Linked DNA regions of Homo sapiens: regions 2, 3, 4, 5 and 6 are each linked to region 1. Evidence: chromatin loops called from intact Hi-C (ENCODE). Cell type or tissue: Calu3. All regions are shown on one strand. Region 1 overlaps LOC101929710 (a long non-coding RNA gene). Region 2 overlaps LOC101929710 (a long non-coding RNA gene). Region 3 overlaps LOC101929710 (a long non-coding RNA gene). Region 4 overlaps LOC101929710 (a long non-coding RNA gene). Region 5 overlaps LOC101929710 (a long non-coding RNA gene). Region 6 overlaps LOC101929710 (a long non-coding RNA gene).

The links. Hi-C counts contacts between places; a loop is a spot of excess contacts. Peaks named below come from ENCODE experiments on the same cell type or tissue, not always from the same donor. Only the 100,000 strongest peaks of a DNase experiment are listed, where the experiment ranks them.
Region 2: a loop joins it to region 1, with 4 times the contacts of the local background. A loop is called at or near these places in 6 of 110 quality-filtered maps.
Region 3: it touches region 1 in a loop (5-fold over the local background); 5 of 110 quality-filtered maps call a loop at or near these places.
Region 4: a loop joins it to region 1, with 7 times the contacts of the local background. A loop is called at or near these places in 5 of 110 quality-filtered maps.
Region 5: it touches region 1 in a loop (5-fold over the local background); 8 of 110 quality-filtered maps call a loop at or near these places.
Region 6: it touches region 1 in a loop (4-fold over the local background); 25 of 110 quality-filtered maps call a loop at or near these places.

Annotation. Positions count from the first base shown.
Region 1 is chr5:96,334,136-96,338,135 of GRCh38, reverse strand. The region is part of intron 3 of LOC101929710 (a long non-coding RNA gene); the gene reads right to left. The region is part of intron 1 of LOC107986365 (a long non-coding RNA gene); the gene reads right to left. It also overlaps a transcript of CAST not described here. Among named protein-coding and RNA genes, the nearest start is that of PCSK1, 97 kb to the left of the region's middle. In Calu3, a CTCF peak has its summit at 1,534 (motif pointing right); DNase peaks (open chromatin) are centred at 1,565 and 2,025.
Region 2 is chr5:96,024,415-96,028,414 of GRCh38, reverse strand. All of the region lies in intron 1 of LOC101929710 (a long non-coding RNA gene), which reads right to left. All of the region lies in intron 2 of LOC105379096 (a long non-coding RNA gene), which reads left to right. It also overlaps a transcript of CAST not described here. Among named protein-coding and RNA genes, the nearest start is that of MIR583, 53 kb to the left of the region's middle. In Calu3, no CTCF peak of the experiment used is centred here; a DNase peak (open chromatin) is centred at 1,844.
Region 3 is chr5:96,092,547-96,096,546 of GRCh38, reverse strand. The region is part of intron 1 of LOC101929710 (a long non-coding RNA gene); the gene reads right to left. It also overlaps a transcript of CAST not described here. Among named protein-coding and RNA genes, the nearest start is that of MIR583, 15 kb to the right of the region's middle. In Calu3, no CTCF peak of the experiment used is centred here; DNase peaks (open chromatin) are centred at 2,286 and 3,046.
Region 4 is chr5:96,155,642-96,159,641 of GRCh38, reverse strand. The region is part of intron 1 of LOC101929710 (a long non-coding RNA gene); the gene reads right to left. It also overlaps a transcript of CAST not described here. Among named protein-coding and RNA genes, the nearest start is that of MIR583, 79 kb to the right of the region's middle. In Calu3, no CTCF peak of the experiment used is centred here; a DNase peak (open chromatin) is centred at 2,071.
Region 5 is chr5:96,175,512-96,179,511 of GRCh38, reverse strand. The region is part of intron 1 of LOC101929710 (a long non-coding RNA gene); the gene reads right to left. It also overlaps a transcript of CAST not described here. Among named protein-coding and RNA genes, the nearest start is that of MIR583, 98 kb to the right of the region's middle. In Calu3, no CTCF peak of the experiment used is centred here; a DNase peak (open chromatin) is centred at 1,951.
Region 6 is chr5:96,253,560-96,257,559 of GRCh38, reverse strand. All of the region lies in intron 1 of LOC101929710 (a long non-coding RNA gene), which reads right to left. It also overlaps a transcript of CAST not described here. Among named protein-coding and RNA genes, the nearest start is that of MIR583, 180 kb to the right of the region's middle. In Calu3, no CTCF peak of the experiment used is centred here; a DNase peak (open chromatin) is centred at 2,409.

The sequences.
Region 1 (4,000 bases):
GGTCTAACAATTGTTGTGTCATAACTTTCAGGAATAAAAACATGGACACTGTTAGTAAAGTCAAGTCTATTTACTCCTTTCATTTCTCATTCCAAAGCTTTCATCCTAGCTGTGCCTCCAGCAAGGAATGCTGGATAGAGTAGGCTAAGACAGAAAAAAAAAATTAAAAGTTTTCCTTAGCTATAGAAACATAAGGAAAAATTTCAAGTACTAATGTTTTATATGTGTTCAAAATGTTAGAGGTATTCTGTTAGGTTCATGTCTTTGCTAATGCCCAGAGGACTTTGTAAAGACAGACAGTAAACTAATGAAGAGAGAAGTAAAACCATTGATTTGATGTCAGAAATCAAGTCCAAAGATGTCCAGATTTGTAATGAAGAAAAAGGTTCAGGTTGCTGGATTCCCAGCACAGCAGTCCAGCTTTGAACTTGGAGGAGGTAGATGCCAAAGAGGACATTAACATTGAACTCCACAGAAGTGAGCATCATAACCATGGTGCACAGATGTGGCTACCTGCATTACAGAAGATCCAGCTGGTGTCCCCAGATCCCTCCAAACATGTGTGGAATCACAGGAATTCAGACGTCTTGTTTCCTAGCTACTGTGTCCTGAGCTTTGCGGCATCTTACTTCCAGTGTTACTACGGACATAAATGGTGTCCTAATATTTTTTCCCTTTCTTCAGTGTACTATGAAGTTCAATGTCAATTGACATAGTACCATAATAAAGTACATAAAATATAATTTTACCTATAATTCTTTAGTATTATATGAGCATACAGAGACCATAGTTGGTTCTTACCATTAAATGAAAGACTTCCTTTTTTTTCTCTCTTGATTGAAAATAGAAAAGGGGAAACCAGGCTAAAAGGGGTTTGGGTCAGAGCTTAATGGCATATTAGGGTGTCTATGGGTGTGTGTGTGTGGTTGTGTGATTCATTTCCACTCTCATGTCAGAAGAGACCCTTGGAATCAGAGTAAGTTTTACTTTGTTTTAGCTCAGTTTCGCTTTCAGGGTTCTATGATATCAGGGTTAAATTCATCCATTTAAATTGCAAGCCCAAATGTTTTCCAAGTGTCTTTTTTTCAAATATGTTTCATCTAACATTGTAAAGATCAAACGTAAACTCCTAGCTTCTGCAAAACAGCTCTTACCCCAGGGTCTTCCATATTAAATATTTACTGAATTAATGAAACTCTTCCCAGTTTTACTCCTAAAACATACTTTCTGGTGATTCACAGTTTTGAAGTGTGATCTTCTACTACTTGATTAACAGACATGAAATCTAAGTCCTCAGATATTAAAGGAAGAACCGGGACTAAAAGTCACATCTCCTGACTCCAAATTGAGTGTTTTGAGGTCCATCACATGCTTTACCCCAAATCTCTATTCCCAAAGTAAATTAAAAATGTGTGACTCAGAATTAGACATCTGGAAAAGCATTTTGGGGACAAAGAACAGTAATAGTAAATGTCTACAGCAAAACCTCACAAGAAACTGCAGAATGCCTTAACACTGTGGGTTTGATGTGCTCCTTCCAATGGGAACCTCTAGAGGGCAGTCCACTCTTCATAACAGACAAGTTCTGCCGGGTTTACAAGAACTCTGGGAGCGAAAAATCTAAAATGTTTGGCATACTTTCTAACAGCTTTCAATCAAACAGGGCACACAAATATCTCAGGCCCAGTCCAATTTTTGGCTGCGTTGGAGAAGAACGCGACTTAACTATGTATTTAGCTATGGGTTTTTTCTCTTTTTCCCTCTCTCCCTAAGCATGAAGGCTCTAATGTTTAATATGAAATGAACTTGAAACTTCCCTTATAATACTAACCTAATACACTGGAGTAAAACATATTTATTGGTAAATGTGCAAGTAAAGAACAGAAAGAGAACAGAAGACTTGCAGAGAACTACTGCCGGTTGAGAGTTGGAGTCAAAATAGGGGGCAGCGGGTGGTAGGAGCTAAGGTTTAAGAGATAGACAAGGGACAGCCCCAGGAAAGGAGGTTGAATTTCCTTGTGTAGATTCAGAATGACTTTAGCAAGAGAAGGACTGGGTCAGATTACTGTTTTGTATATGAATCATTCAGGTAGCTCTGGAGAGAGAATGGAGTGGGCCAGGTCTAGAAACCAGGAAGCCAATTGAGAGACTGTTATATTGGTCCAGTTAAAAGAAGGTGCATTTGAGATAGGGTAGTGGTGGTAGGAGTGGAGTTGAGAGGATGGGTTTGAGAAATGCATAGGAGGGGAAAACATCAGGATGTAATGATCAGTTGGATAAAGGGAGTGAGGAGAAGAAAAAAGTCAAGGCAGACATTTTATAACTTTTGTCACTGGGTAAAGAGAAGGTAACAGAACAAATAGAGGTTTAGGTTGGAGGGAAGTGATACATGTAGCTTTTGAGCAATTGAATCCGAAATGTCTGAAGAGTGCCCAAGAAAAGCTGCCTAGCAGGTGATGGAATTGGTGAGCCTAAAGCTTGGGGGAGAAATTGGAGATGGAGATTGAACTAGACAGTCATTACTATACAGATGGTAGCTGAAATCCTGAGTGTAGAAAAATCCACCCAAGAAGAGTATCAGTAATGAGAAGAGCGGTAGGCTAAAACAGAAAGGTAGGTAACCCCAGCATGTGGGTGGTAGATGGAGGGAGAGGAGACCATGGTTGGGAAAGAACAGAAACAAATGAGGCAAGCTGAGAGAATATAATATGACTATCATAGAGAGTGAGTGGTGCACACAAGCAACATGGCCAAATGCCCCAGAAACATACAGTGAGACAAAGATTGGAAAATGTCCACTGAATTTTCCAGCTACAATATGGGTGGCCTTACCAAAAGCAGAAGCCAGATTGCAGGGGATGCAGAGTGAATGGCACATGAAGTGGTCACACTGAGTATAGGTAACTCTTTAAAGATGTTTGGATGAAATAGAAGAAGAGATAGGACATCACTAAGAGGACATGGGGGTCAAAGGTAGACTTCTTTTTTAATGAATGGGAAGGAGATGAGTAAGCTTGTAGTCTGAAGAGGACATACCCCTGCAAGAGGAAAGGTGGATGTTTCAAGAGGGAGGATGGCTGTGGAACCTGGTCTTGGCATGTGTAACTGGGGTCGGCCTTGAACAAAAGGAGACAATGCATCTTCTGAAATTGGAGGACGATAATGCAGGGTGTGAGTGGAGCTCTGTTCCTAGGCATGGGTGAGGCAAGAAATGGAAGGCGCTCATGCTCATTTGCCTCTATAGCAGGATAATGAATTTAGATATCATTTTTGATATTGCATTTATACTGTAGCAGAGTCTCCAGTGGATGAACAAGTCAGCCCTTGTATTGTGCGCTCCTGATCTTGCCTCCAAGGGTAAGGATCACTTTTGTGCTTCTAGGTGAAAAACGAGTTTCTGGGACACTGAGGTAGCAGCTCCATCCTAGGCTTTTGTTTGAAGTGGTTATTTAATTGGGATTCTGCAAATAGTCACTACTATGCCTACTGTGTGGCTATATTCATACCTGAGGAAGTGGCATTGTAGTTGAAGGAAGTGAGTGACAGGACCGTGGGGGTGACTTTTCTGGAACAGAGAAAGGGGCCAGTGGCAGAAAGTTGTGCAGCAGGCTGAAAACCAGGCCCTTCCAATACAGTTCCCTGAAGATGGCAGAACCTCCGATGGTGTGGCTTATAGATGTGCAGGGTCCTGAGTTTCCCAGTAGTGAGAACCAGGCCACCTCACCCAAGTTGCACTAGGGGTGGAGGTGGGTGGGTGGGCTTAGGAATAGAACCTCCAGCCTTTAAATGGACCTTTCTGGCCCAGCCAATAAACAACTAAGCAGTGACTGTGATAGGCTAGAGAAAAGAGGTCTCTCCTAGAATTTTCTGCACTGAGCAATCCTCCAAGGATGCCTGACTGCCTCTGGAGAGCAGAACCTCCAATAATGACTGCTACTGACCCTTGCCACACTCTGGAGGGAGAATTTCAAACTTGAATTAACAATGAACAACAACAAAA
Region 2 (4,000 bases), 310 kb after region 1:
ATATTCTTTTTTTACCTCCTATGATCTTGTCTGAAAATATTATTCTTTAAAGAATATTATTCCATACAAATTTTGTCAATTATACCGAAATAAACCTGAAAAAAATTATTCCCATGTACTAGTTTGATATTTACTTTTATTTCTTGAATACTATCAATTGTTTGCTATTTATTTCACCCTTTTTCAGTTCTAGTAATTATATCTGTAATTTTTTGTGTTTAAAGGGAATTTCATAAAATTCTAATTGACAATTTAAGTGTTTTCTGTCACAAAACATTCAATGGCTAATAGGAGTTTGTAAAATCTCCTATTTGAAAGAATTTGGAATAAAATATTAAAAGTTCTGCCTTGTTAATGTAATAGAAAATCCTAATCATTCATTTGAATTGGAATGTGTTTTCCTAGCAATATTCTCACATTCTCAGAAGGAGAATATCTCCATTTTCAAGATCATCATCCAGTCAAATGTTCTGGAGGATTTCTTCCCTAATTTTCTGATTTCAAGACCTTTATTTTCTCCATCTTCTAACAGGCAGGTCGCAGTTGCTTTTGTTGTCTGGGTTATGAAGTTGATATAAATTTGAGTCTCTTTTTTATTCTCATGGTTTTAATTAGTAATTAAATCTTCATTTAATAAAGAATATAAAGTTGCAAGGATATTTTGGTCTGACCTGTTTACATTGTAGATTTGATGAGAATAATGTTCTTGTTAATTTCCATTATTTTGAGTAGTTAAATCTTCATTAAATAAGAACTTGTGTGATCTCTTGTTTGCAAATTCTATGACAGTCATGCTCAACAGAAGTTGGCTCATTTACATTGTTTCCACATTGTTATTTTTAATTTAAATGAACTCTCTCTCTTAAAAATTTTATATTTCCTGTTTTTTTCCAATCTTTGATTCTTTCTGAACTCTACTTTTAAATTCTGTATTTCTACCACAATTCTCTATTTCTTCACTGGCCCCCATTTTCAATGATCTAAAAGGTCAAACTTATTAAAATTAATAGGTAAAAAAGCTATAACGAATATCAAATTATAAAGCAAAATTAATAATGCTGAAATCTTTATTTTTATTTTTGAAATTTTATTACAAATTTTTGTAAAAATAAAACTATTTGCATTTCCAGTAATCAATGTCCATCTAGTTGCTGATATTAAGGGTTGATACCACACTTTAAGCATATTATATCAAGACATAGGTAATTGTTGTTTTAGTTTTGTTTTGTTTTTTGACAAGGTGTTATTCCATCATCCAGGCTGTGGAGTACAGTAGCATGATCATAGTTCACCTCAGGCTTCCAAGTAGCTGGGACTACAGGCATGTGCCACCACACCCAGCTAATTTTTTCATTTTTGTGGTTTTTTTAGAGACAGGGTCTCACTATGTTGCTCAGGCTGGTCTCAAACTCTTGGCCTCAAGCAATCCTCCTGCTTCTCAGTCTCCTGAGTTGCTAGAATTATAGGCATGAGCCACTATGCCCAGCAGATGCATACAAATTTAAGAGTAAGAGGAATTGTTTAATATTGCAAAATAGTCTTCAGCCACCATACATAACATTTGCAAATACTAAGCATATCTGGAATAATTCCAGACCATGAATTGATTTATATGAAGAGAAGCAAGAAAATGGATGTTTAGCACTAGTGGGAAATGAAACTTTATTATGTAAATACTTATTGCATTTATACTACCAGAAGAAAGATTTGACAAGTTAATTAATTTATCTTTTCTTTTACCTAAGTGCTTCGCAGTCCAAATCCTCCCTGGACCCTGAAGCATTCTGCTTTTCTCATTTGGGATGTAGCATAAATCTACAATACTTCATGGAGTTCGAGTACAATTGCCTTCTGTTTCCAGGAGGCCAGTTAAAAGATGTGGAAAAGAATTTCCCTGGGGCCTAAGTGTTAGTCACAAGGGTGAAAGCTTCATGACAGAGTGCCTGTGGTTTTTAAATCATTTCCTTTTTATATGTTTTATATATTTTTGATTTGGGGACTCTCTGAAGAAGAGGGCCCAGAGTCTCTGTTTTCCAGATCCAAGTATCGTACTGAGCTCACCTGTCTATTTCCTTCTCCTCTTTATTAGTCCATTGTCTCAGAGCACATCAAAATCACTGTCCCACCATAACCCAGTTTAAGGCCCTATTGATTAATCTACACTTTCAGCCACTCTGATTGACTAACTGATTGATTTAAGACAGGGTCTCACTCTGTCACCCAGGCTAGAGCACAGTAGCACAATCAAGGTTTACTGTAGCCTTGACCTCCCAGGCTGAAGCCCTGAGCAGCTGGGACCACGGGTGCATGCCACCATGCCTGGCTAATTTTTTAATTTATTTTTTGTAGAGACAGGGTCTCACCATATTGCCCAAGCCAGTCTTAAACTCCGGGGCTTAAGCAATCCACTTGTCTTGGCCTCCCAAAGTGCTGGGAATACAGGCATGAGCCACCACACCCTACCTCTATGATTTAGTTAGAATGTGAACAAGAAAAGTTCAGACTCTCACATGTTATAAAACTTTACTTGTGGAGACAGCAGAATCCCCTCGAGTAGGGATGGATAGTCCAACTTTACACATGCTGTTCCCACTGCCTGGGACACTATGCTACTTAACTCTTATTTAGATCTCAGCTCAGTTGTAACTTCACAAAGAAAAGCCTTCCTTGACAGCCCCAGTTAGTTCAAATTCTCTCTGTATTGAGCTTCTTGTCTCTGCAGCTTGTTTTTCTATTTAACAGAACAACAATTTTACCTTTGTTTATGTGATGGGACTGATGTGTGCCTCCCTCCATGGAAAGCAACTGACATGACCATGTCTGAGAGTGTTTGACTCACCATTTTATCCCCAGAGCTTAGCCCATGTTTTGCACATAGAAGATACGCAAGATGTAATTAATTCATTCATGGAACTTGCTACGGACTGATTGTTGTGTCCCCCCCAAATTTATATATTGAAGCCTCATCTCCCATGTGATGGTATTGGGGGTGGAGTCTTTGGGGGATAATTAGGTCATGAAGGTGAAGCTTTCATGAATAAGATTAGTGCCTTTATAAGAAAAGACATGAAAGGACTTGCATCCTCTCCCTGCTTCCCACCAGGTGAGGATAAGAGAAGACGATCATCTGTAAACCAGGAAGTGGTTCATAGAAACCAGAAATAGGATCCCCTGGCACCTAGATCTTGGACTTTCCCGGCCTCCAGAACTGTGAGAAATAAATTTTTGCAGTTTAAACCCCCCTAGCCTACGGTAATTTGTTACAGCAACTTGAACAGACTAAGACAGCAGAAAAGGAGTTTGTTAAATTCGGTCAGTTTGGAGAAATGTGGAAAAGCTTCAGATTAATTACAGTCAAACTCAAATGTTCAAGCACTGGTTTTTGGCCCAATCAGAAATCTTACTGAGACTCAGGAGCAGAAAAACGTGTTAATGTGGTTAGAAATAAATTAACAAAAATATGACCTAGAATATGACATTTAAACATGCCAGAAGGCCTGACCTCTACTTGGAATCAATGAGATTATCCTGGCAAAAAAAGTGTACCATCAAGTTCTGAGAAAGGGAGCGTTGGACACCCTGATTTTGTAGTGTTAGAAACAGGGAAGGAAAAAATATGCACTTCTTTTCTTTTCATATGAAAAGAAGGCTAAAATTGCATTGAAGTCTTTACTTCCCACAAAATAGCATTAATCTGTTTTTATTAAAGTAATATATTAGACACAGAGAGCCTAATTCACTTGTTTTTATCAAGTAATGCAGTAGAAGTAGAGGTCCTAGTAACAGACTATTATCTTGCTTGTAGCTGTAAAAAGCATACTTCAAGCAGTTTTATCTGTTGTGAAAAAAAAAATTGCAGATATTTCTGATAAGATTCTGTGTTAAGTTCTTTGGTACAAACAAAACACTTTTCTTTGTGGTTGAGAGGGGCCAAGGAAGGGATCCTATGGAAGCTTTGTCCAGTCTCTAGGAATTACAAATATCACTGCCACATTGCTTT
Region 3 (4,000 bases), 240 kb after region 1:
TCCCTAAAGTAATGACAGTTGTTCAGCAGGAATGGTTAGGCCAATGGCTTTGTTCCCCTCCCTTTCCCTGGGTCTTGTTCTATCACCTTCCTTTGTCCTTTTCTGTGTGGCAGGGATTGAGACAGTGGAGGGCTGATGTTAAAGCTCTGGGACCAGTCTCTCTAAATAAGAATAACAGTTAACTTTTACTAAGCCCTTAGGACTGTAGGGCTTTGTCCTCAATTGTTTACAAGCATTATTTCATTTAATGAACAACTTTAGGTCATTTGAATGACTTGAGCAGCAAAGGAGCCTCTGATGATTTATTCTAAAGATCCAAAGTTTCTTGTCCTTATCTTCCAGTATACATGGAGGTTCCCTGCACAGTAAATGGCAAAAAGCTATTTCTACCTCCTTTTAGGGCAGCTTCAGAGGAAGTTTACTTGAATCACACCTTCCATGATTGAGATTAGGTAAAGGATGAAGTTACTGATAATGAGGTTAGGTCTTTCACTGTGGCCTGAGTACCACATAACCCATTCTGGTATCTTCTTCCATCTGAATAGCTGATGTCTACAAAATCAATTAAACTGGCTATATTTTGGCCAAAACAAAGAGGAATATGGTTACAGAGTTGGATCAACCTTGTCAACAACTGCTTTTTTCTGTTATTTAAATACAATCTAAGTTGCTAAACACTAGAATTAATAATAAGGAAAAGTTGGGCTCTCTTTAAGGATTTTTTTTTAATGTTATGTCTTTTCTGAAGATGTTTTCAGTGGGTCTTTGTCAAGAAGATAGGGACAAGGAAGAAAGAACCAAGGTCTCTTCTGGTCAAGGAATGTGATGATTCTATCATATTCAGATGCAATTTCTTTTTGGTGCCTAGCATATCTTCTTCAAACTTAAAATGAGGAGTATTGTTGATGATTTGCCACAGGTTAAAGTAGAGAATGTATCACCCTTTCATATAATAGGTCTTTTTTTTTTTTTTTTTTTTTTTTTTTTTTTGAAACAGAGTCTCTGTTGCCCAGGCTGGAGTGCAATGGCACAATAATAGCTCACTGCAGCCTGGAACTCTTGAGTGCAAATGATCCTCTTGCCTCAGCCTCCCAAGTAGCTGGGAATACAGGCACCTGGCTAATTGTTTTTTTTTTCTTATAGAAACAGGGGTGTCTCTATGTCACCCAGGCTGGCCTCCAGCGATCCTCTCACCTGGGCCTCCTAAAGTGCTGGGATTATAGGTGAGCCACTACACCTGGCCAGAATTCTACCTTAGAACACTTTTACAAGTGTTCTAAAGACAAGCTGATCAAGAAACCTTAATTGGGGGAGAAAAAACAAAACAGCAAACCACACCAAGTGTGTTTGCAAACCAGCATTTCCTAGAGCCATGTGGCTGCATTTTGGTCAAAATGCTGCATTTGCAAAAATGACTGACACAAGATACAGCCTAAATCCAACCATTTCACCCTTTTCTTGCACAATGACCTTGGCTCTGAGCCAAAGTCCCAAAAAGCAAGAAGAAGTTACCATTCCAGGCAGCTAAATATAGTAAGAGAAATGGAATACTCATTTTTTTCAAGGCAAGCAGGCCATTGTAAGAAGCAAAACAAGAATTTGGGTTTGCTGGATGATTTAAATAACTATAAGGAAGACTTTTGTAGCCTAATTACTTCACAAGAGCTAACAGCCAATGGAGAGTAATATGCAAGCCTCTGTATTGCTTGTTGTAATACACAAGTCCAAACCGTAGAGAACCAATGTCACGTAATTTAAAAATAAAACATGTAAACAAGTTGGCAGGTTTGCTGAGCCTGACTTCTTGCCCAAGCTCTTCACAGTAGAGTGAGGAAAAGTCATGATTTAAAGTCAAACAGCTAGCGTTCAACACCCAGCTCACTTCACCTCTCTCAACTTTTCTCCATATCTTTATCAGTAAAATGGGAATGATAATTCTATCTACCTCATAAGATCACTGAAAGTATTAAATATTTCACTACATAAATGTTTGCTGGCATTAGAAAGACTCGCAGCACAGCTCTCTTCTAAGTGTATCTTATTTTCAGCCTATATCAGGAGAAGGAGATATGGCAGTAATGGAATCAAATGTCCCTTGGACCAGAAAGGAAAAAAAAAAAAAGGTCACCCTACTGTAAAAGATTTGCAGTCCTTTGTGCCCTAGAATCTTCTTAAATTTCATCAGTCTCCTAGTGAGTATTACTGGCTCCCTTAGTCATATATATGAGTTAAACAATTTCTAATGCCACTCTCTCAATGCCAAATCTTTGGAAATTCACTGGGCATAAGGGGTGGATCAACATGACTACATTATTAGTCAGAGAACAAACATTCTAGGTAAGTAATTTGGTTTTCTCCCAAAGATTAAATACGTTTCCACCTGTGGAGACTAATGGGCTCCAGGGATCTTTTTCTGTGTATTTAACAACAAGATAACTAAGTGGCAAAGTCAATAATCAGACAGTAGGTGCAAGTAACCAACTAACTTCCTTACAAATAGTTTTTCCTTGAGGGAAATAAGGCATGCCTTTAAGACAAGGGCTCTGTAATCTGAAACATGAGGACAGGAAGATTGCCAACCAGGAATAGGTTCTAGTAGAGCAATCAGCTCAAACTCTAATCTTTGCAGGGAATGGAGTTCAGGACACAAACTTCTTTGAGCTTGGTCAGCCAGGCAAAAAGCCTAGGACTTTGAATAGTTTCTTCTCTCAATCTACCAAATCTAAACAATTACCCTAGTGATTTTCCCTTTGAAATATATTCATAGTTTCTTCTTCTTTTCTATCTGTACTTATCTCTCTCATTTTACCATCTCCTGCCTAGATACCCATGGGCCTCATAAGTAGTTTTCCAGACCCTTCAAACCCATACTGCCAAACACTGTCCAAGTGACAGTATCAAACAGGCCTCTGTTAAGATACGCTGTAGCTCAAAATGCAAGGTGCAGCTCCCTGTGGTCTCTAAGTCTGACCTCTTTTATCACACTTCTAAGGTCCTGCATAATCTTACAGCACCCTACCAGCTGGGCTTATTTTCCAGTCAGACTGGCTTCCTCGCCAGGCACCCATGAACACGCAAGACATGCTCCACCCTGCCCATTGTCCCTTCACTACTTAACAGCTGCTGCTGGCTCTTAGTGGAATGCCCTGCTTCTCCAAATGCACACAAAGCCATACTCATTCTTCAGGACCTAGATTTAACCTTTTCTTCCTCCTGCACTGCTCAATAAACATTTTCTCTGTACCATGTACTGTATCACTTAACAAAACAGCTGTATATTGTTCACCTGTTTCATATATGCCCTAGACTTGTCTCCATAACTAAATAAAGAATTGGGTCACCGAATGCTGATCCTCATGCCAAATATGATCCCAAACACATCTAGTTTGGTCCCTCATTTTTTTTATTTTAATTTGAGAAATGTAACACAACCCCCAGCACTGCCTATAGAATTTTCTCAATGATATCAATCTTCACACATCAATCTTTAAATTTTTTAAATTAAGAATAACAATATCTGAATATGTGTCAATAAAACCTCTAAATCTTGACTGTAGGAGAAAAGGCATTGGGTGAATTGGAAAAATCGCCGAACAATGATTAAGGAGATCTGGATTCTAGGCCCCACTCTGCCGCTAAATAGCTCTGTGATCCTAGTTAAGCTACACGGTGTCTCTCCAAAATGAAGGGGTTGGACTGGGTGACACTATGGTCTCTTTCAGCTCTTTCTATGATTCTAAAGCTGCCAATGTGGCATTAGAGCCTGGTTTGATCATGTCTGAAAAGTAGAATTTAAGAGGTTTTTCTTCCGGAAATAGAAAAGCTTCAGGGTCTTCCCTTTATAATCACAATATTAGTTAGGAAAGTTGGCCTCAAATTATTCCCCTTTATGAGATAGTATGTTATAGTAATCTTCTAGGTCAAATACAAAAGAGACAATGGGTTAATTTTCACTCTTTGAAAGTTATCATGTATATTTTAAACCAACTCAGTAATGGCC
Region 4 (4,000 bases), 180 kb after region 1:
TGTATTTTATCCTATTTCCATAAAGTAAAAAACAAAAATCTGCATTATATAAACTTAATCTGCCTGTATATGTTTGTATGAGTATGGGGAAGGGCTGAACAAATAGCAGAAGAGGACACTGCTTTCCTCAAGATGGGGTGAAGGGAAGTTACTAGCTTTTTCTTTGTACATCGTTTCATCATTTTGCTTTATACAACTTTGCGTTGTTTGACCTATAAAAAGTCACTTTTATAATTTAAAAATTCCAATATAGACAAGTTAATACGGAGAAAATAGCATTTTAAGGAGAGTCACCTACTGTCCCCACAGGTAAGGCTAGTCCTGCCCACTCTGGCACCATCCCAGCATGAGGAGGGAGGGTGTCCAGGAGAGGGTGTTGACTCACAGCCTCCCAAATACTCAGGCTGTAAAGAGTTAAGGATGCAAATGCCTTGACCATATCTGTATCATCTCTGCTTAGTCCTGAACATGCTGTGAGCATTTCATTAGCATTTTAAAAAGGACAGTATACTTCCCACAGTGGAATTTTATGACTTAAAATTTTTCTTTTTAAGCCTAAAGGAAAATCTACATCAAATTCCAGGGGGCTCCTAGACTTCTGCCTTTTTCCAGTTTGAGCACACCTGGCAAGCAAAATAGCTGGCTTGAACAAAAGAGGGTCACAAAATGCAATATCACTAGTGTTGCTAAGTCAATTTCAGCATTAATCATATAATCAGGGTAATTAACCTAACTTTTAACATACAAACTGTGGCATAAAAGAAATAAAAACTGGTATTTATTCTATATTCTTCTTACCAAGGGCAGCATTACCCACTTAAGATAGTGCTGGCAATCATTTTCATGAAATACACATTTATCAATTTTTCATGGGAAATCTCCCCTTGTGTTTAGCCACAGCATCCACATCTGATGCCAATGCCTACTGCACATTAGCATTTTCTAGATGACAAACATAAAGCACCTTTTACAAATAAAGTGTCAAATATGTTCTCACCAATGTTATCATACAATATCCCCAAGGGAAAGGAGACTGCTGTGCAGAACTGATACTTGCCTGGAACAGAAATAAATATAAGATTCTTGAGTTTTCATTTCCTTTATAATTACTGTCCTCCCCCCGACTTTAATCATATTATTATAGATCTTTAAATATATTATCTAGTGAGTAAAAAACTCTGGTTCTGAAAGCAAATGAAATGATGGTGAGGGTGGCATAGAGATGCAGTTATTAAAAACTGGTTAAACAAGGATCCTCCTAGCATTTCAGATGGCTAAAGAAGCAATCAAAGGCTGTTGCTGACAGACACAGATTGCATGATAAAAAAGAATAAAAGGCATCAGAATAAAATTTGCTGTAAGTCTTCCCTGGATTAGTCTGTGCTTACAAATTAAAAATCCATGACTGACTCTTTTCATGGTCTCTCCTCTCTTTGCTTAGTCATAAGTCTTTCCAGGATACAGATTGGATATGGGTGGCTGTCTAGGTGTGGTAGGATCTTATTACATGGTAGTTTGCATTGTTAGGCCAGTTTTAGTGTTGGGTTTTTTTGTGTGTGTTTGTTTGTTTTCTGGTTTGTTTTGGGGGGGTGTAAGGGGGGCACTGGAATTACATTCCAAGAGCTGTAGTTTGTTTCTTTTGTGTGACTTTCACCCTGGGAAAACCAACAGAATAAAGATCATACACGGAACAAATGGGAGACTTCCTTGATCAAAATCTATTCTTCAGACGAATGTTTATTACCACTGCTAAGCCCTAAATCTACGTGCTTGAATAAAGAAAACATTTAACATAATCAGCTTATGGTATGTTTACAGGATGTGACATTTTGATTTGTATTTTTTGTACATCTAGTTCTTTAAACACCACAGCTTGGACACACAGTTTTGAAAAATCAAACAAAGATTTTTAAAATAATGCAATCAAGGAAAGTGAGAAGGCCAATTGCTGGCTAATTGGGCTAAAAATTATTGAACTCAGCTCTCAGCTGAGGTTCTTTTTATGAATAATTCCGTTGCTAACAGTTTCACGATTCTAATGTGTAACCAGCCCCTTGCTTCAGGTATGCTGTGGGTGTGGCATTCCACAGTGCACCTGGACACACTGTAAGGGAGATCTATGCTAGGAAAGATAGTAAGGACACCACACCTTTAGTGCCAGTGAGTATACTTTTGTCTTTGAGGAGTTTTCTAAAAAAGGTTTTTCCAAATCCACAACATCTGTGGTCAAAATTAGGTCAGGTTTCTCCAACTTAGACAACATCCTTTTGGAAGATTTGCCAAATTAAATCCTATTATCCAAATTATAAAGCTGGAGGATCTTAGAAATCATCTAGTCCAACCACTTCCTTTACAGATGAGATCACCAGGGCCCGTGGATGTTGACTGGCTTGCTAGTGATCACACAGGTGGGGCAAACCCAGACAAAACTCCGAGGCTTTCTGGTCCAAAAAACTCAATTAATCAAAGGGCTGTATTAAAAACAGGGAATACATTGTTTTAAATTCTTGACCTTGACAGTTTAATAAATCTGTTCAGAGAAAAAAAATAAACCTAAGACAGTGTAAATCACAAATAACTATTTAAAAAACAATTCAAAATACAACAGAAGATTTGTCACAAGGTAATACACAAATTTCCAAATGAACTATATAAAGTTTTATAACATATATTATTTTAATAGGAAATGTGTGAACATAAGACTTAAGTAGTCAAATAATTTTTATGGATAGAGGAGTTTGACCAAAAAAGTTTACAGACCTTTGCTGTAGGCAGTTCAAAGGCACCCTAAAAACTGGGTCTGGAGGGATTTTGCCCCCTGGGGGAACTTTGAAAAGATATCCGAGAAACTTTAGTCAATTCATCAAATGGCATAATCAAATGGTGGGTAATAAGTTTATTTATCTAGTCCATGATTATGTTTAATTTTTGGAGTTCGTAAAGAGACACAACCAAGATCAGAGGGTGAGTTGAAACACTTTATTTCTTCAATGCCAACATGCTTAATTATTTCTCCCTAATTGGAGCTCAAATTTAGGGAGTTATTTGAAGATTATTCATCTTCTAAATTACATACAACTTTCTTTTTCTCAGAAGTTTGTACCATTTTCTAAACATTCATATTCCTCCTCTAAATTGGGTGGAAGAAATAGGATCACCCATCTTATACTAAAGAGATGCATGTAATTTTATGCAAGGATGTCATAGGGACCAAATGAAAGTAATAGAAGAGATGCTTTCTACTGGTCTCCTTTGAAGACTGAATTAGGAAAAACCCTACTACAGATACATTCCAATCAGTCAGTTCTGAAAAAAATAATGTGCTGCCCAGGGCTCATACCACATCGTGAATTACCCCTAAGCCCATAATGGTATAGGCTCTTAGGACTAAAGGGTAAGTCTGAAGAGCAACAAACCAATCAGGTCACTGTTGCCCTAATTAAATGAATGTCCTCTTGGGGCCTCAGCAAGTGATTCCAAAGTTGGAAAGTCAGCCTGAGAGTGTGTAATTAATATGTCAGTAATGACTGTGAAGGCTGGGGCTTAATTCTGGAAGGCTCCCACGTTCAATACGATATAAAATACACTTGAAAATGATTTACTTTCCGCATAGGTTAAAATAGCAAAAGGCTTCGAGAAGGTTGGTGAATAGCTGCTGTCCTCTGCTATTGCAGGGCCCCTCCCCATCCTTCAGTGAGGCCCCCTCCCTTTAGGACTCTCTCTACCTAAAGGGTAGGGCCTGGCACAAGACCTGGCTGCAGCTCTAGGGCATAGACTGTGAGATCTTGGACTATTACCACTGGGTAGAAGCAAGTTGCAGAAGCCATAGAGAGACCACATAGGAGCAAGGATTGAATAACAATAAAAATCCTAAGAGGGTCTCACATAGCTGGGAGGGGAGAAGGGAGAGGAGAGGTGAGGAGAAATGGGACTCAGTCTGAGATTGTGTGGGAAGTAGAGCTGCCTAGGAGTGGGTATGGAGCACCTCAGAGGAAGGTGA
Region 5 (4,000 bases), 160 kb after region 1:
CTTGCCCTCAAGATACATGATGTATTAGCACAGTGGTCAAAACAAGGGACACTGGGAACCTTTTGTGATGAGGGTCAGGAAGAGGTTTGGGGAAGTCTTCCAGGAGGAGGTAATAGCTGAATCAAAATGTGAAAGATAAGTAGGAATTATCCAGGAGAAGAAAGGACAGAGAGAGGGCATTCAAGACAAAACCTGTGATGAAGCAAGGGTAGGACAGGGAATATTCATTGAGAGGTAAATATTCCATTTAAGGGAGTTTTGATTTTATTTTTTTCCTGAACGCAATGGAGAGCCTTTTAAGTAAAAGAATGAGATGGTCATATGTGTGTTTTAGACAGTGTAGATAGAGATCAGATTGGAGAGACCAAGGATGGGGCAGTTAGCAGGCTTATTTGTAAAGGAGAGGACATATATGTATTTAGTATGAGAAGAAGATGAAATTTGAGAACTTGAGAGAGATAAATGAGTTATAATTGACAGGTCTTCGTGACTGATTGGTGTACAAGGGCAAAAGAGAGTCAAGAGGGAACCCCTAAGTTTCTCTCTCTTCTTGCTGGGATGGAAGATGGGGCTTCATTGAGATCAGGAACACAGAAGGAGGAGCAAGAAGTAATCAGTTGAGTTTGAACCTGTTGAATGAGGCCCGTATAAATAGGCCTGTAAAATGTCCAAGTTGAGAGATAAGTGCTCTCTCATCTATGCACCCATTACTCCATCATATTATCCCATGTACCATGCTGGGATTGTCTATCTCCACCTCTGATTTTCCCCAGGAAGGGCTCTCCAAGATAAAAACCTCCCCTTCAGATTGTCTTCAACCAGCCAGTGCTCCCCCATAACAAACAAGGCTCTCCCACTTTTCCTCTTTCTCTCAAAGGCCACCATTAGAGCAGTGCTAACTCACTGAGAAATATCCTGCAAAGACTAGAGCCCATCACCCCTTCTAGAGAAAGCAAAACATGGAACAAAGAAGGAAAGGCTTCTTTTTTTTTCTTCTATTCTATTAGCCCCCTCATTTTCAAAGGCACCATTGTTTCAGGAGAACTGAGTATTTTTTAAAATAAATAAAGAAGTGAATACAATCTTAAGATTCCAACTTATTAACAGAAAACATGTGTAGACCTAAGAATTAAAAATAAATATGTCTTTAAAGATGACCTGGAAGGCTTTTTGTCTGCCAAGAACAGAGTTAAAGACCTCAGAAGGTCTATGTTTTCCCAGAAATACTAGATTACATTGCTAATGATGGGCAAAGGCATTAAATCATGCAGATTCCCCTGCAATTTTATTACTATTTAGGTGAGTTTTATAATGTCCTGAAATAATGGAAGAAATCTTGAGACTGATCTTGGGTTGTGGTTGTGGATATTGAATCTATGGTTTCATCTTTTGGACAAATGTTTCCAGTTCCTACTTTTATGTCCAGATATGTATATTTGAGATGAGTTCTTCTCATGTTTGAATTATATTTTAGTGATCTTGGTTGTGTTGGTATACAAAATATGAATTCATTTTTAGAGCATTTTCCATCAGATATATTTTATGTCAATTGAGTATTTCTAGCGAAGAGTACAGTTCTTCCTTCAATGTTCTTATTTGTTCAAAATTACAGGAAGATTTCTGAAAGTTGTTAAGAATCAACAGGGGAATCACTAGCTGCAAAACGTCTCCAAACGGACCAGAGTGAGTTGCAGAACCAGAAGCAGCTCGGCTTGCTAAGGAGAAATTGATGTTGTCCTCAGCACTCATTGACTTGTCTGGTTTTCACATGACAAATAAACAGATGAATCAGTTCCTCCTTTTTCTAAGAGATTTTACATGCTTAAGGTCAGAAATTAACCAAAGAAAAACCGGTTTTATAAGTATGAGCTGACTAGATGCCACAGTGATTCATTTCAAAGGTGCTGGCTATTTTCAAACTGCTGAGAGACCTTGCCATTCCCTGAACTTGGGAGGCTTGTTCTAGCACATGCACATATTCAGCTTGCTATATGAGCAAAAGTGAGATCATACGGGTTGATCCTGGCAGAGTCTCTGAAAATGCAGTAATTCATGCTGTCAGTTACTATCAGCAGCAATTTGCTTCTGGATTGGTTCCTGTAAGCACTCATGTGAGCATTCTGCACAAAGGACCAGAGTACAATATTCTCTTGGATTTCAGGGACTTAGTGTGGTTTCAACATATAATCAAAAGTGCCACATAGTTCACCACCTCGCATTTTGTTTTAAAGAGACAGAGGCTTAAAACTGGATTCCTTTCTTTTTTTCCCAAAATAGGAAGTTGGTGGTAATTTGGAATGTATCTTTAGAGCAATCTGTTAGCACTTCAGCAAAATCTACTCCGTTGGTAAAGTGCAGAGTAGATTTTTTAATGAGGGATAATTTCACCATCTCTAAAATTAATAATAATAATCATAATAATAAATTTGCTCAATCACAAAACTAAACTTCTTAGATTCAACTCACATGTGTGACCAACTCTTACTTTAGGGCAAATGCATTAAGACATGAAAAGTTATTTGAATTCTTAAGTATTATAATAGCATATACTCCCAGTTTGGTACAATTTCCAAAAAGTTCTATGACAGAGAAATTTAGATGATGCAGTCCTAAGCTTAAAGGCACATTATTAAAGAATCTCTGCAAAACAATGTAATTCCATTGAGCTCCAAATTATTTAAGAAAGCAGTAGCAGCCTCACTACCAATTTACTGCTCTACTAATTTAATTAACACCATTGAGAACTCATGCGATACAGGGTTATGAAAAGGTCCTTATCAGAAGGGGCTCAGGAAGAAAGAAAAGCCAGTCCTTGTGACTGACAAACTTTTAGTTTAGTTTCACTCAGAAAAGTGAAAGTATGCCAAAATCTCAAGTGGCATTGTCAAAAATATACATATTCTTTGGTGTTAACCTGTGACTTCTCAAGTGTTACCAGTTGAAAAATTGCTTCCATATTGCATCAAACTCAAAAATCCTCAAAAACTTGGCATCTTACCTAAGAATTTCTTAGTTTGCTATCTACCTTGCCCCCTAGAATGTAGACAGAATGAAGGTGGGGACTTCTGTCTGTTCACTGATGTATTCCCAGTGCCTAAAACAGTGCATAGCACATAAGGCACTTCATAAAGTTTTGCTGAATTAATGAATAAAAGTTGTCCTTTTCCTCAGCCTAAAATCTTCAGCAAAGCTTATCTGTAATCAGCTCCTGCTCCTTTCTCTAGACTGCCTTCTCTTTTATCACTTTATCTCTTGAACTATACACTTCAGCCAAATGCAAATTATTGGCAGTTCCCCAAATGTACCACATTCTCTCTCTCTCCGAAGGCCTTTGCACATGTTCCTCTGTGTAGAAGACTTTTCTGTCTTGTCCTCCTATTCCCTGGGCCTGGGAAAATTCTCTTTGTCCTTCAGATCACAGTTTAGAAACCTCTTATTTCAGAAAGCCTTACCTAGCCTCCAAAATAGAGCTAGACGAGCCCTTAGCTCCCTGTAATTTCCGCTATGGTAGCACTTACCCACTTGGACTATTATTGCTGCAAGGAAATAACATTACTAGAGGCGGAATGATGTTTGTGAAATTATACATCAGCAGTTGCACTTCAAACAGGACCTCATAAAGGAATTAACTCTGTACTCTTAGTGCTGGAATAGGAATATTTAAGAAAAATAACCAGGATGTATTAGAAAAGCATCACAAAAGTTTGAGCAAACTAACACATATTTAAACATACTGCTCTATCTCACTGAGTGGAAGCATCACTCTAGTCTAACCACTAAAACAAAAACATGCATGGCATCCATGTGAAACACTAACACACATTGTTCCATAGATAGTTGCTTCATGTCATTCAGGTCACAGCAACAACGTCACGCTTTTAGAAAGGACATCACTGACCAACGTTGTGTAAAGTTACCCCAATTAATTTATAGCCCATTGCCCTGTTTACCATCTAAATTACATGTCTATCTCTTTGAGATGCTCTCAATCATTTATGTG
Region 6 (4,000 bases), 81 kb after region 1:
ACCAAACAATCCTTTTAAACAACTGATGTCAACATCAACGTCAATTCAGCAATCTTGCCTTTTATCCTTTCCATCCCAAGATATCCCCACTTTATTTAACAATTCAGTATAATCTAATAGATATATTTAAGCCTCCCAAGTGAAAACATTTCTTTTTTTTCCAACCAAGATGGATGTTTAACCTTGCTAAGATTCCTGCATATTATTTGTAATGCATTTGATCAGAACCCAATAGAGTTACAGAGATCCCTCTACACATGCACACTGGCAATGTTGAGCAAGTTTAAGATGACTCTAGAACTGCTTTGATGTATATTAACAGGAGCCCAGGAACCTTCTAAACTCAGATAAAGATACAAATTAATTTTGCTCTTGCCCCCAGAACTCTCTTCTTCATCAAGACCTGCACCTAAGCACAGGGAGAAACAGCCCAGAGGCAGTAAAGATCCACCCAATTGCTACAGATGTGTTCCTCCCAGCAGCACTGCAGATGCTGCTGCGTTATCTCCTTCCTGCTTCACAATGAATCACAGCGCCATCTGGGCCATCTGTCTTATGAATGCACAAGGGAAAAGAAGACGACGTCATGCAGACCTGCACCATGTCTCATGCATGGAAAAGAGACCATAATCTGCCAGTGTCATCAATTAAATAACCAACAGGTCCTGGATTCCTGGTGCCCCTCCCTGTGCTGGCCCGTTATGATGTGGGTTTCTGCAGAGGGAATACAACATTAGGCTTAGATTAAATAATAACAGGAAAATAATAAAGAGGTTGTATATACTATTATTATATTTATGTATTTTATCATGTATTTATATATAGTCATGTGTCACCTAATGACATTTCGATCAACTGCATATATGACAGTGGTCCCATAAGATTATAATATGATATTTTTACTGTACCTTTTCTATGTTTAGATATGTTTAGGTACACAAATACTTAGCATTGTGTTATAACTGCCTACAGTATTCAGTACAGTAACATGCTGTACAGATTTGTAGCCTAGGAGCAATAGGTTTTATAATATAGCCTACCCACATAGCAGACTATACCATCTAATTTTGTGTAAATACAAAATATGATGTTAGCACAATGACAAAATTGCCTAATGACACATTTCTCAGAATGTATCATCATTAATAAGCAAGGCATAACTGTATATTTATATAGTATATATATATATTACTGTATATTTATATACTGTATATTTATATATTTATATACCGTATATTTATATCACACAAATATACTGTATAAACTGTATATTTATATAGTATATATTACATATTACATATAAACACATAAATACTGTATAAATTATATGTTTATATAATATATATGTAAGTTTATATATAATATGTAATATATACTATGTAAATATAAATATACAGTTCTGCCTTGATTATTGATGGTGATACATTTATATACATAAAAATTCTCCTTAACCATGCTCTGAGAAACAGAGTTCTGAGAGATGAGAATAGATACTGCTTGCTAATGATCTGGAAATGCTACATGCCTTATCCTTTCTCAGTCAGAATGCTCTCTTGCACATTTAAGTCTCTTAGAAATCTTGTTCCAAAAAAGTTTAAACCTATTTAACAGAGGGTCCCAAAGACTTTATTTTGTAGCACACTTAACTGTAAAAGCATAGCACAGAACACCAGATTTGAGGAACGGAACCCTAAAGTAACCTGAATTTCTTTCTTCACAACTCAAGTCTAACTAAAGTACAGCCTTAATTATGGGCTTATATATATTATCCTTGGGAAATGAGCATCAAACTTGTGAGAATCAAGCCACAGTCTCAAAATTAGACCAGGCCCTTTTCTGTAAAGCAGTTACTCAAATTGTAACATGAGTTAAAACTCTAGGTTCCAAAATTTTTCAGACTTCATGACTTCATTCAGGAATCCTAAAAACAACTGTGGTCATCATCCATTAAAAATGCAACTTTCATAGTGTTCCACAGACAAGACAAAAAAAAAGTTATTTGGACTGACCTGGTTTTATTACTGCCCTAACAGTAAATATGTAAATAATTTAAACCAAGCAAACACATACACTAAGCATAATAAAATTCATCGTCATTGCTGCTTTATCAAGGAAAAGAACTCTGAGAAACTTGTCAAATAAATAAATGATCTGTGCCTTTCCTTGTCACTTTTCGTCTTTTCAGCAAGTTTAATAAATAAAATTGATGGTTTTGGGAAGAGTTTTAGGCCAGCTATTCCAATTGTAACATTCCTTTACCTAAATATCAGTTAACCACAACATTCCAAGCTTTGAGGCAAAAGCTGTTTCCTGCATTTATTTTGACACATATCATGAAGCAGCATCGATAAAGTTCAACCCAACAGCCCTGGCTGGAGTTTCTCCTGAAACATGCCTGCTATTTACTTTTTACTTTTCTTTGCCTCCCTTCTTCCCCCTGCCAACCCCCATCCGCTCCAGAATATGAGTCATTAAGCTTATGGTAGGAAAATAAATTATCTTCGTTTTTTAATCATTTGATGCTTGCAACATAAGCTACAAGGAAATGCAACTTTTAATCCACCCAAAGATTTTAAGTAGGATTAAGAATAACTGAAAAGACTTAGACATGAGCAAATATGCCCGACAAAGGAGAATAAAAGTGAGAATAGGCTGTAATACTTTTAGCAATATAAAATTCCAGCTCTGGATACAGATTTAAAAAATAGTGTTTTAATGGGAAATTCTTAAAGACAGAAATTTTTTTAAAACCCTCAATCTTCACCTATTCCAAAATAAAATCAAATATTCCTGATATCAGAAACTCTTCTCCTGTCATACATCAGTCCATGTCTACTTTGTAACTAACATGATAACTCTGGGCAAGATTTCAACCACTGTCCCTGGAGTAAAATTCAAAGCACATTTTAAGAAAATGTACATACATAGCCACCTTTCTCTCTCAAGAGCTAAGTAATAAATTACTCCTGAATATAGGAACCACTTTTTAAAATGTAGACATGGAAGTAGGAATTAAATAAGAAAGGAATATTGCAAAGATAGATACAGATTGCAATAAGCTATTAGAATTAGAATAAGCATTGAGAGAAATAAAAGCTACTTGAAGAAAAGAAAATTAGAAGTCAAAAGAGAAAAGGTATGGAATTTAGTTTCTATTCCTGCTCTTTGTGAATTACTTTAGTCTTTAGATTAAGACCTTTATTGTTTCTGTTTGCATTTTGTTTCTGAAATAAGTAATAACATAAAGTCACTGAAATAATATTCTAAGACATACTAGAAGAAGAAAATATATATGGTAGTTTTGTGCCCTGGAGAAAGTAAGAGGAGTAGGTCAGTATATGAATATTTCCATGAAGCAACTGGGAAGATCATGACATTCTATATATGCTGTCTCCAAGGTTTTGTCTCTCACCCTAAATTAGGTCAGAGATAAATACTTAAAATCCATTAACATTCAAATAAGAACTGAAAATCATATTTAAAAAATAATTAGAGTTCACAGCAACAGTTTACTGTGCTAACCCACCCCATCCCACCCCAATCCCAAGGAATGTCTGTGACTTGCCAAAAGAAAAGTGAATTTCTCTCTTTTTTTTTAACCACTGGGCACACATTCCCTAGCCTCTCCTACAAAATGCTAGAGGTAGATAAAATGACTTTGATAAGGTATGTACCAAAGTAGGCGAAATTTTGTAGGATTCCTTGGAAATAAAATATGCTACATCATATCTCTTGGTTTTACATTTTGGATATTCAAATTATTACATTTCAAATACATTCAACTGGGACAAATGCAATATTTAAAAAATCTTTAATCTCCAAACAATATTTATTTTCCTTCTTTTCCCTTCCTTTGTCAAATTATTAAATAATAATAATAGAATGATGCCAGTAATATTTAGTGTTTATGTACTAGGCACTATGTAGTTGTGCAAACTAGATGAGACAGTCTTCATTACACTTTGTCACACTAGCCAGAATCTCCATTAGATACTGATTT